Regions from separate parts of the Homo sapiens genome. Here region 1 is linked to region 2. The links are chromatin loops, found by intact Hi-C in ENCODE. Cell type or tissue: endothelial cell of umbilical vein. All regions are shown on one strand. Links, peaks and the distances in the headings refer to the core of each region. The heading gives the core; the rest is flanking DNA.

The links. Hi-C counts contacts between places; a loop is a spot of excess contacts. Peaks named below come from ENCODE experiments on the same cell type or tissue, not always from the same donor. Only the 100,000 strongest peaks of a DNase experiment are listed, where the experiment ranks them.
Region 1: a loop joins it to region 2, with 28 times the contacts of the local background. A loop is called at or near these places in 3 of 110 quality-filtered maps.

What each region holds. Positions count from the first base shown.
Region 1 is chr1:65,207,177-65,213,172 of GRCh38, forward strand. All of the region lies in intron 2 of AK4 (adenylate kinase 4), which reads left to right. Among named protein-coding and RNA genes, the nearest start is that of AK4, 62 kb to the left of the region's middle. RefSeq lists an enhancer at 282-361. In endothelial cell of umbilical vein, for the core only: a CTCF peak has its summit at 2,280 (motif pointing left); a DNase peak (open chromatin) is centred at 2,285; H3K27me3 peaks cover 152 bases.
Region 2 is chr1:64,266,389-64,272,384 of GRCh38, forward strand. UBE2U (ubiquitin conjugating enzyme E2 U) reads left to right here. Exons shown (of 10, transcript NM_001366232.2): 10 at 636-980. The coding sequence ends at 820. Among named protein-coding and RNA genes, the nearest start is that of UBE2U, 66 kb to the left of the region's middle. In endothelial cell of umbilical vein, for the core only: a CTCF peak has its summit at 2,872 (motif pointing right); a DNase peak (open chromatin) is centred at 2,893.

The DNA.
Region 1 (5,996 bases), core at 292-5,291, 940 kb after region 2:
AAAGTCTTTTTCTTTTTCTTTCTTTTCCTTCCTCCTCCCTTCCTCCCTACCTCCCTTCTTGCCTCTATCTTGCCCTGTCACCCACGCTGGAGTGCAGTGGCACGATCACAGCTCACTGCATCCTCAGTCCCTTGGGCACAAGAAGTCCTCCCATCTCAGCTTTGGGGTCTTTTTCTATTAACCTATAAGCTTCCTGAGGGCAGGACCCACTTATTTCAAATCTCTTAAACCCTGGGATCTATAACTAGTGTCCCAGGAAGCTGCCATGAGCAGGAAGTGGGTTCTAGAGCTCTCAGCACTGTGGGGAGTGTGGGGCTCACAGAGTGGTAGGAGGAAGCATAAACTTCAGTTGCTGACATCTGGAGCACAGCTGCTGTTTTTTTTTTTTTTTTCCTTCTACTTTCATTTTAGGTTTAGGGGATACATGTGCAGGTTCGTTACACGGGTAAATTTCGTGTACAGATGATCCTGTCACCAAGGTAGCGTAGTACCTGATAGGTAGCTTTCCAACCTGCACCCTGGTCCTGGTTCAAGCAGTCCCTGTTGTCTGCTGTGCCCACCTTTGTGCCCATGTGTATTCAATGATTAGCTACCCCTTATAAGTGAGAACACATGGTATTTGGTTTTCTGGTCTTGAGTTAGTTCTCTTAGGCTAATGGCCTCCAGCTGCATCCATGTTGCTACAAGGGACATGATCTCATTCTTATTACGGCTGCATAGTATTCCATGGTATATGGAATATATACCACATTTCTTTATCCAGTCCATCATTGATGGGTATCTTGGATGATTCCATGTTTTTGCTATGGTGAATAGTACTGTGATGAACATACAAGTACATGTGTCTTTTTGGTAGAACAATTTATTTTCCTTTGGGTGTATACCCAATAATAGTTTTGCTGATAGTCGTAAGTTCTTTGGGAAATCTCCACAGTGCTTTCCACAGTGGCTGCACTAATTTACATTCCCACTAGCAGTGTGTAAGTGTTCCTGTTTCTCTGCAACCTTGCTGGCATTTGTTGTTTTTTTACTTTTTCGTAGTAGGACAGCTGCTGCTTCTTTTCACCATCTGTTAATAATAACTGGATGACATGGAATATGGAGGTCTTTGATACATGTACAAATAAACATTGTGTAAACAGATAAGGAAAGTATACGATAGGAGAGAGAAAAGGCCTTTATGAAGCAGGTTTTGGTGGTAATTAATTTGCTACTAAGGCTTCCAGTTGGTGATGTGAGTGATTTGAACTCCTGGGCTAGGGAAGGCTGTGGAAGAATAACCAACCACCTGCTTTCAACTTTAAGCTAATCATCAGTGATTGATTGTCATGAACAATGGCTTGCATTTGTAACTTGGTTCTTACTTATTCAACAACTGGGAAGAGATGGGCGGTCCGAAGCAACTATGTTAGCTCCAGATCTTAATGGAGGTAGGAAGGGGGCTGATGTCGCATAGCCTTTTCACAAGCTGCCAAACCCAGGCGGATGTTGGAAGTTGCCCTTCTGAACTGCCCTTTCATTTCCATCAGGCGGAGGGCTTGCTTTGCTGCCTGGGAACGTGGTGGTGGACTCTGGCTCTGCACCCTTCCTGCAGAGTGAATGCGCTCCAAATTAGAAAAACAGAAGTGTCCTACTTTCTATTCCCCACCACTGCCTCAGCTTGTTGCCGCAGCACCTCCTGCTTCAGCTGCCCTTCCTTGGGTTCTTGGCATGGCTGGGAGGAGCAGGTGCCAAGGCCCAGTGGCCAGCACTGCTGGGAACACAATACCAGTCAGGAATTTAATGATATCTCACTGCACTTAGTAAATATTTTGTGGGGGGGGTCTTAAAAAAAACAACCTGTAGATGTCATAATTAGTGATATAACAAGACAGATTCTGGAAGAAATTTAAAAATATAAAATTTCAGCTTTCAATCTGGATTGGCTGTTTGAATGAAAAGAGTGAGCAGCTTTTCTAGGCTTGGTTAGGGGATGAGGGATAGCGATAGTCTGGTGTGGAAGCATGATAAAGCATGCGGTGGAACAGACCCTCTGAGGAGCTAAAGGGAGGAAAGCAAGCAGTCCATGCTTAAACATGATCTTTATTTTACGTTAGCTCTTGGCATTTCTACTTCTTCAACAATTAATGGAATATATTCACATTTGGAATGGGCTAATTAAGGAACCTAGAATAACGCTAGTCAGTCATTTAGAAAGCCTTTCTTGGAGTGTTACTTTTAGTAAATGTAAAAGCATACTTCAACTTGTAATTCTCTCTAAATGGAAAAATTATAAATGCTGCCACCTGTTGACAAAATTTGAGGGTGCATTCTACTCCAGTTGGTCAGTGATCCCTGCCGACAGGGGATCTTACTGGCTGGATAATGACCCTCAGCTAAAAATGCTTTAAAATGTGCTGGTCTGACTGTACCTTATCTGACATTCTGTTCTTGGCGGCTGATTGGTGTGAGAAGTACACCTGAATTGCTTTGATTTGTTTAGCCCAACTTGAGACACAGATGTAGATCAATTTAAAGAATGCTGAAGCTCCCATGCTACCTTATAGAATCCATCATTTAAGACACCATTTCATATTGTATGCCCTGAAGCCTTAAAGTGGATCTGTGGCTGAAAAGTATGTTTTTCTTTTTCTTTTTTTTCTTTTTTTGAGATAAGAGTCTTGCTCTGTCACCCAGGCTGGAGTGCAGTGGCATGAACATGGCTCACTGCAGCCTTGGCCTCCTGGACTCAAGCGATCCTCCTGCCTCAGCCTCCTGAGTAGCTGGGACTAAAGGCATATACCACCATGCCTGGCTAATTTTAAATTATTTTGTAGAGACAGGATCTCACTTTGTTGCCCAGGCTGGTCTCAAAATCCTGGGCTCAAGTGAAATCCTCTCAAAATGCTGGGACTGTAGGTGTTGACCATTCTTCTCGGCTGAGTATCCATATTTTAAAAGTCTTGTAGATGAATAAATACTACTACTTACTTGGTAGAGCACTTGCCCTTATGTCTAACCAGAGTGAGAGAGAGCCCCTTTTCAGGACCTGTGACACAGCACCCCAAACTTTGGAGGCAGCCTTAGCCTATCCCCAGGGCCTCTGTGACCATTGCTGGGTCTAGGACACCACACTCGCCCTGAAAGTGGCACTCTTTGAGGCCAGTCACTTCCAACTCTGCCTTTCATTTCTGAGAGGAAGGTAAGCCATCCTCCTGTTCTCCTTTCTTTTATATCCGCTTCGGTTTCTTTATTATTGATTCCCCTCCTCACCGTACCCTCTGGAATCCTTTTTCCTTAACAGTTTCCCCCACCCTCCTCGCCACATACACATGCTATTTGCAGAAGTCTCCACTTTCTGTATTAAAGAAAACCTAGATTTCCCCTTAGGATGCTACTTTCTTTCTTGTCTTTTCTGTTACCGAGGACTTTCTCCTATGTGAAAATCTCATGTTGGGTGATGGTGGTGGTGGTATTATTATTCTGTCTCCTAGTGTGTCTTTCATCCTTTTCTAAAAGCTCAAATCTATCTTTATCCTTCATATCTTTCTTCTCAAACCTGCTGTTTGTCTTTTTACCTCCAGTCCCACATTGCCTTCATTTTTTCCCAGTACCGTCCGCCCCCTGCCATGCAATTTATCCTGAGCCAGCCACTATTCTGGAATTTACATATAGTAATTTGCTTATTTCTCACAATGACTTTATGAATTAGGTATTACTATTTTCATAGGCACAGAGAGGTTAAGCAACCAGGGTCACAAGTAAGTGGCTTAGCTGGACCTCAAACATAGGCAGCTTGCCTCTGGATCTATATTCCTGTGAATCAACTTTTCCTTAGTCATGTGTTTCAGGTCATGTGCAAAGATGCTCATTGCAGTATGACTGGAAACAACTTGGATGTCCACCATTAGGGGATTGGTTAAATTATGCTCTATCTAAACCATGCTGTACTCTGCAGTTATTAAAGAGAATGATTCCCAGCACTTTGGGAAGCTGAGGCAACAGGATTGTTTGAGGCCAGGAGTTCAAGACCAGCCTAGGGCACAAACCAAGACCCTGTCTCTGCAGAAGAGAATGAGACAGTAATATGTAATATGAAGAAAAAAATCTCCAAAGAGAAAAAGCAAGATGCAGAACATTTGTTGTGTGTATGTGGGGAGAAAATCTGGTCTGTGCGTGTAGCACTGGATCAGGCGGTTCCTGAAGCCATACAAGATTTAGATTTCTCAAGTCGTTTTGTAAGCTGCCTGTCAGAGACATCAGGATCAGGCATTTCTCCCTGTCTGAGAATTTGCTTCTCACAGTCTGCAGTTTTCTGTTCAGGAGGAAGACAGCATGGTGTGGTACATGGCGTGTGATTGTAGAGACAAATAGCACTTGATTTAAAGCTAGATTAGTCACTTATCATGTGATCTTGAGCAAGTCACTTCACTTTTCCCAGCATTGGTTTTTACAGTTTTAAAATGGGGATAAGGCCTACCTGACAGAATTATTGTTACTTTTGAGATAATATTTACTCATTCAACAAATATTTTCATTCGGCACTTACTGTGTGCAAAGCACGCTTACAGCACTAAGGTTATAGCAGTAAACAAGAACTTAAAATGTTCTACTCTAATTTAGTTTACTTCTGGTAGGAATAGAAACACTTAAAAAATAAGGTAAATCATATATGGCAAATGGTGATGAATATTCTGAAGGAAAACAAAAAGAAAATAAAGGGTGAATAGGAGTGTTGGCGTGTGGTAGAGGTGCAGTTTAACAGGACAGTTAGAAAAGTCTTAACAAGGCACCACTGGAGCCAAGATTTGGAAGAGCTGAGGATACACATGGGTATCTGGAGCAAAAGCAGAGGGAATATGAACTGTGAATGTCCAGGGTGGGCACCTGCTTGAGAGCTGCAAGGATGCCGGTATGGCTGGCACGGAGACGTGGACAGAGAAATGAGGTGAGAGAGGTGGCAGGACAGGGGCCCAGATGGGTAGGCCTTTGCAAGCCTGTACAATTTTGGCTTTTCCTCTGCATGTAATATATCTGGCACATAAGGGATGCTCTACAAATGGTAACTGTGTTATAAGGATGCCACCATGATGCCCTGCTTTTTAGGTAGGTAGAAGAAAGATAGACAGGGTAACATTTTAGGATTCTTTTTTTTTTTTGAGACAGGGTTTCCCTGTGTCTCCCAGGCTGGAATTCAGTGGCGCGATCTCAGTGCACTGCAACCTCTGCCTCCTGGGCTCAGGTGATCTTCCCACCTTAATCTCCCAAAGTGCTGGGATGAGCCACTGTGCTCAGCCTAGGATCCACCCATGCTCACCCACCCAACTTTTTATTTTATTTTATTTTATTTTGAGACAGGATCTTGGTCTGTCACCTAGGCTGTAGTGCAGTGGCACAGTCACAGCTCACTGCAGCCTCAACCTGCTGGGCTTATGCAATCCTTCTACCTCAGCCTCCCAAGTAGCTGGGACTACAGACGGGCACTACCACGCCCACCTAATTTTTGTACTTTTTGTAGAGATGAGGTCTCACTATGTTGCCCAGGCTGGAGGATTCTTTTTAACAATTACTTTTTATATGCCTGATACAGCAGCATCGTTGCATAGAAAGAGAGAACACTTTAGCAGAAATCTAAGGACCAGATGTCATATGCATTGTGCTGTTGGCTTTCACTGAATCCAAGCTTAATTAAACTGAGGCTAATAACTTCTCTATCCACCTCATAGGGTTAATGAGAAGAGTAAGAGGTAAGTAAATTTATAGAAATGCTTTGTGAACAGTTTAGTATATGTGAAGCATAAAGGCTATGTTTGCTGAGTTGCAGACTTGGAAGCCATGTAGTCCAGCTCCTTCCAAGGCACAGTTGTCTTGTCTTTGTGAATGCTTCTAGAAAAGGGCACTCACTACAGAAAATACCACAAAGCTGCCACTTTTCTTGATTTGGATCCTTAGTTACAGTTAACACAGCCTGCACGTGCACTAGTTCCTTGGAAGTTATACCATGTTGCTACCTCAAG
Region 2 (5,996 bases), core at 389-5,388:
GCTGGATATCTTTGATCAAGTTACTATAGGTTGCTCAGCCTCAGTTTCCTCATCTGTAAAATAAGAATAATAATACCTGCCCATCACAAGGGTTGTGTCTGAGTTAAATAATATTATAGCTGTCGACGGGTTAGCACCGCACCTGGCACAGTGGAAGCGCGGGAGAATCCATTCTGATCACCCCTAACCCTGTCAAGTCCTCTCATACCTTTGTGCTTATACGATGTGTGCTGTTTCTTCTATCTAACATGTTCTGACCTCCCTTCTCTGTCTAACAAACTGGTCTTCCTGTTTCAAAGTCCGACTCAGTTTTCACTTAGACACAGTGATTCCCTCCCTGTGCTCCCAAAGCAGCTTTTCCCTTGCACATCAACTGGCCCTTAGCAGAGACCCAGTAAATATATATGCTAAATGAATGAACTAACAAAGCATCAAAAGATTGAGCAAAATGGAAAGAATGATTTTTGACAAATAAAGTTACTTACAAAACATGAAGTTTAGAAAGTGTATAAAAGGTTGCTCACATTCATTCAGATGGTCTTTGGCATTATCCTACAAATGCAGGAACACTTCTCTTTTTATTGTTTTTCTTATTATGTCTATTAAATTTCTATTTTTTATAATTCCCACCACAGATGAAATTTTTCTTGAGTCACCAACTGCAATAAATAGCATCACAGACATTTATGAAACAGAAGAGGAGGGGTGGAAGAGTGACACTTCATTATATGAAAATGACACAGATGAGCCCAGGGAAGAGGAAGTGGAAGATCTGATCTCCTGGACCAATACTCTCAATACAAATACTTCAGAAGATTAAGCAGAACATTATCAGATTCAAAAAATAAACAGCCTCCGCCATAGCCCAGCGTTGTGGAGCAATTTTGGAAGACTCTCAGAACTTGGATTTCATTTTTTTTAAGTTGTTCTCACCCACTCACTGCAAGTACAAATTAGAAATATAAGTACAAATCAGTAAAGATGTTGCTTTGACTTTTTTGAGTGCTACTCCTTTAGAACAAAGTTACCAAAGTTAGGGGTGTTCATTGCCATATGCCAATCAATGGTGTCACACTCCCACAGTTGTTAGGCTACTGGACACAAGTTTTTGCAGGCAGAGAATGGGTCAGAAAGAGGTTGGGATAGGAGGGGAGCAATTAAAAGCTTCAGAGGCTGGACATGACCCCAAGTAGCGGGATCTATACATGGACCTACATCTGCCTAGTTTCTTGTCTTGTTTCCTCCATATTCAAGGAATGAGATGTCGCTATTTACTAATGTTTCTCTTCTGTTTTATCCCAGAGTACGTGCCATTTTCTCTTAAACCTTGACCTATCTCCTCGTATTCTTATAACTTTATTTTCTCTGTCTCTTTTTGCCATATTGTCTCAACCTACACATGTGCTTTGGTCTCTCCTATTCTAAAATATGTCTCTGCCTTTGACCCCCAACTCTGCTTGCCTCACCAGTATTCACTCATTTTTCTCAGTCAGATTTATTGATCTGCCTTCCGGGTTCAATATTTAGCTAAATATTTAGCTAGCCAGGAAAGTGTCAAGAGACCAGATATGTGTAGTAGAGCTTTCTGGTGGCACATGCCCATAGTCCTAGCTACTCAGGAGGCTGTGGTGGGAGGATTGCTTGAGCCTGGGAGATCGAGGCTGCAGTGATCTGTGATCATGTCACTGCACTCCACTCTGGGCAACAGAGCAAGACCTTGTCTCAAAAAAAAAAAAAAACAAAACAAAACAGAACAAACACACCTAGGTTTCTATGGTTGTTGAGAAAAACCAAATAAATGCATCAATACATTAATATTTATGAAGTTCTAATAATAGCACCTGGCCTATAGTAAGCACTATATTTGTGTTTGATCAAATAAAAAACAAAATTTACTTCTATTTAGTTAATTGATCCCATGCACTATGAAAGAAATTCAGATTCAGGGGGCCTGAACTGAAGTCTATAAACCTGCAGTTTTAAAAATTACCCCAGCTGGCCAGGCGTGGTGGCTCACGCCTGTAATCCCAAAACTTTGGGAGGCCGAGGCGGGCGGATCATGAGGTCAGGAGATCGAGACCATCCTGGCTAACACGGTGAAACCCCGTCTCTACTAAAGATACAAAAAATTAGCCGGGCATGGTGGCGGGTGCCTGTAGTCCCAGCTACTTGGGAGGCTGAAGCAGAATAGCGTGAACCCGGGAAGCGGAGCTTGCAGTGAGCCGAGATCGCGCCACTGCACTCCAGCCTGGGCGACAGAGGGAGACTCCGTCAAAAAAAAAAAAAACAAAAAAACCAGCTGATTCTGATGAAGATGATTAGTGGATGACACTTTGAGACAATGTAATTCTGAGATTAATTTCAAATATGATTAACATGGCATGCCAAATCGTGCCATTTGATAACGGAGTGTGTCATGTATAGTAAAACTCCACAACTGACGCATACCCTCCACTGGATATGACGTCAGATCTGAAGTTAAGGTTCTATAGGAACGCGAGGCCCCAGCCCCCTTGTGATCAGTCTGGATGGATTCTGAAAAGAGAGGAGAAGAGAGAAGCAGGGAATTTCATTTTTTAAAATGTTCTGAATTAGCCGGGAGTGGTGGCGCATTCTTGTAGTCCCAGCTGCTAGGGAGGCCTGGGGCACGAGATTCGCTTGAACCCGGGAAGCGGAGGTTGCAGTGGGCAGAGACCGCGCCACTGCACTCCAAACTGGGCGACAAAGCAGGACTCCGTCTTAAAAGTATAAAATAAAAATAAAAGTAAATAAAATAAATATTATAAAATTTTGCATTTACGTCATTGTCAATGTTTTTTAAACTTGCGTTGTTGTTTAGACTCCACTTCCCCTCCAGATGGCGCCAGTTAGCTATTTCATGCACTTCAGTCTTAAGAGACACTTCACTGGAAGCCAGGCACCAAGCCTCCTTATGCTTTTAAAGGCTCGTATGGCACATGACCACTTTATAAGAGCGGAATACTTTGTTTTCCCTCCCAAGGAAGATGTTTACTCAGTACTAGGAAAGATTTACTAAAAGAAAAATAGCCCAGAGCTTACAAATTACTCACGTTGATAAAATCATAGAGCCAACCTGGAGAAATCAGTCAGTCCTCACCACTGGCTTCAGGCAGGACCACACAGAAACCACCCTCTTGTAGATGAGAATGAGCCTGAGTTTTGTTTAATGACTTCCAGACATCAGTGCATCCACTGAGAACTGCTGCCTCTCCTACCTGAGGGAGGGAGGGACTTCCCTAGGGGTTGACAGTTAGAAGGCTCTCTGGGGCCTGCCTGCCACCTAGACCTCCTTTGCCTCCCTGCTGCTCCCTTACAGGCCATGGGTGCCCCTAACGAGGAGATGGTAGCAATGGTGTTGGCTGGGAGATGAAGGGGGATCCTGTGCCTCTCTGTTATTTGGCAGTTAACTAAGAATATACAGAGACCCAGAGTTAAATTTAAGCCACTCTCTCCAGAGGGTGAGATCTCAAACCTTATCTAAATATTCAACTCCAGTATTTAACCACCTCCCAGAAGAGAGTTCTTTTTGGTTAATCTGATTCCTAGATGCAAAAGTATAAGCCCACTTGATTTGGGGTTTTCATCATAAAAGATGGAGTGCAGCTGGCTCTCATTTTCTGAGCAATATCCCTTAATAGATCTGAAGGCTAATTTTAAATGTTCTATACCCTTCTGCGATCTGTACTAACCAACCCCAGACCTTTTCATTCTTTGTTATGGCCTCTCAATGTTCAAACCCTCTCCCCGACTCTTCATCTCACTTTCAAGTTCTAAGGACCAGACTGGAATCTAAATGAAAAGTGATCACTTGAACAGCCAAGGGTAATTATATTTACAAGTTGAATTCTGTTTCAACAAATACAATTACAACATCCATCCTGATCTCCTGAGGCTTTTTGCATGTCTCAATAACTAGCTCATGTTAACAATCCTTCACCGATATAAAAAAAATGTTTTCTATAGAGGAGAAAATTGTATATACTAGATGTGTTCACAAGTTGCCATCCATTTTTAAGTAAAACTTCATAACTAAGATATTGTTCTCATTAAGTAAGTGTATGTACAATAATTAACTTAGAATATGTCTAAAATAAACCTCAATGTCACCAGTGAGGGCTACTAATAAGATGATATTACTTTAGTGTTCAAAATTGTTTAAATAACTCTGAGTTCTCATATTGTGTCATATGAGTCAACTTTTTCCTACGTTCCATGGCAAATAACAAAAGACCTACTAGAGGATTAAAGAGGTAGAGACTCTTTTTTTTTTCCACAAAATAAGGAGCCCTTAGGTGGGCAGTTGCTGGCATTGGTTCAGCTAGTTGGGCAATGAAGCCATCAAAGACCAAGCTTTTTCTCTTTCCTCGCTACCATTTTTAGGATGTTGGCTTTTGTCTCCATGCCTTTTGCTTCTTGATTACAAGATGGCTGCTAGAAGGCTGGGCATAGTGGCTCACACCTGTAATCCCAGCACCTTGGAAGACCGAGGCAGAAGGATTGCTTGAGCCCAGGAGTTTGAGACCAACCTAGGCAACATAGTGAGATCCTGTTTCTACTAAAAAAATTTTTTACAGTTAGCCGGGCATGGTGGTGTGCACCTCAGGAAGGTGAGGCAGGAGGATAGCTTGAGCCCAAGAGCTCTAGGTTGCAGTAAGTTATGATCATACACCACTGCACTCTAGCCTGGGCAACAGAGTAAGACTGTCTTACAAAAAAAAAAAAAAAAAAAAATGGCTGATACAGTTCCAGACTTCATCTGTTTGTTCAAGATAGGAGGAAGGGAAGAAGAGGGAAGGGAAGTGATGCTGGCTGCTACTTCTGTTCTAGAGCAAAGGGTGACTCAGTGTCCTCAATGCTAGAAACCAAACTGGTAGCAAAATTTTTAAAAGTCGGTTCTGTTAATAATATAGTTTATCCATACTCATTTAGTCATTCATTGATGATTCAATGGGTAGTTTACAGTAGCCTTTACCACATTTTAATATGCATTAATAATTGATAAGTGAGAGAAAGGATAATTTTATATATTTTTAAAAATAATATTTTACATTATTGTATTTTTGCACTTGCAGAAATGTCTGACTCACTTTGAAGAGGATGGGAGACAGAGAATTCTAGGCATGTACATCTTGGTTAGGTGACCAAATATTCTGGGTGGGCTAGGACAGGGGTTTCTAAGGTTTTCTGTGAAATTAATCAACATAAAAGGGACCTAATCCCGGGTTTTCCTTTAAGTACTTTCTTCCCAGTCTTAAAATAGGTTAGAATAAATGAACTGTGGGATGATTAGGCCCACGCTGCATTTCAGAATTTGTAGGCTTCAATGGTGTAAACAGTCCATTAACACCTCATAAACTAGGATGTTCTTAGGTCATAACGCATTGGAACACAGGTAGCAGCAGTCAGGCTGGTCAGTCCAGGTGGCCCCAGAAAGAGATGGCCTAATGTCAGCCTTCAACGTAAGATGCAGGTCTAGAATCCAAGAGACCTAGACAGGGCCTGGGAGAACAGGAGCTCTATGATCAAGAGCAATTTGGTTAATATCTAGGGGCAGTAAACTATAGTGCTCTGGACCTGGGGGTTTGGTGGGGAATAAGATTCAACATTCAAGACTTCGCCATGTTAGAAAAGCTCTGAGTTGCACAGCTGATTTCACTCTGTCAATAAGAACATTCTGAGACTTAAGTATCCAGTTCCTCTAGACCTGGGGACCCCCAGTTGATAGCCTGATCGATAAAATTTTAAGTCCTGTGCCATTTTCCCATGTAAAACATTTAATTTTCACAAAGAAAGAATCAGAAAAGTTCAATACTTCTTTTTTATCTTTAACTTGGGGTTGAATATGTGAATTTTATTAATTTGGCCAAAAGTGAGAAGAGAGCCATATCAAAGGAAATCTAAAGAATGTTCTTAGGCTCTCAAGAAAGCTTAAATGGATGTGAACCAGGAGCACCCCAGGAGTTTGGTTTGAGCAT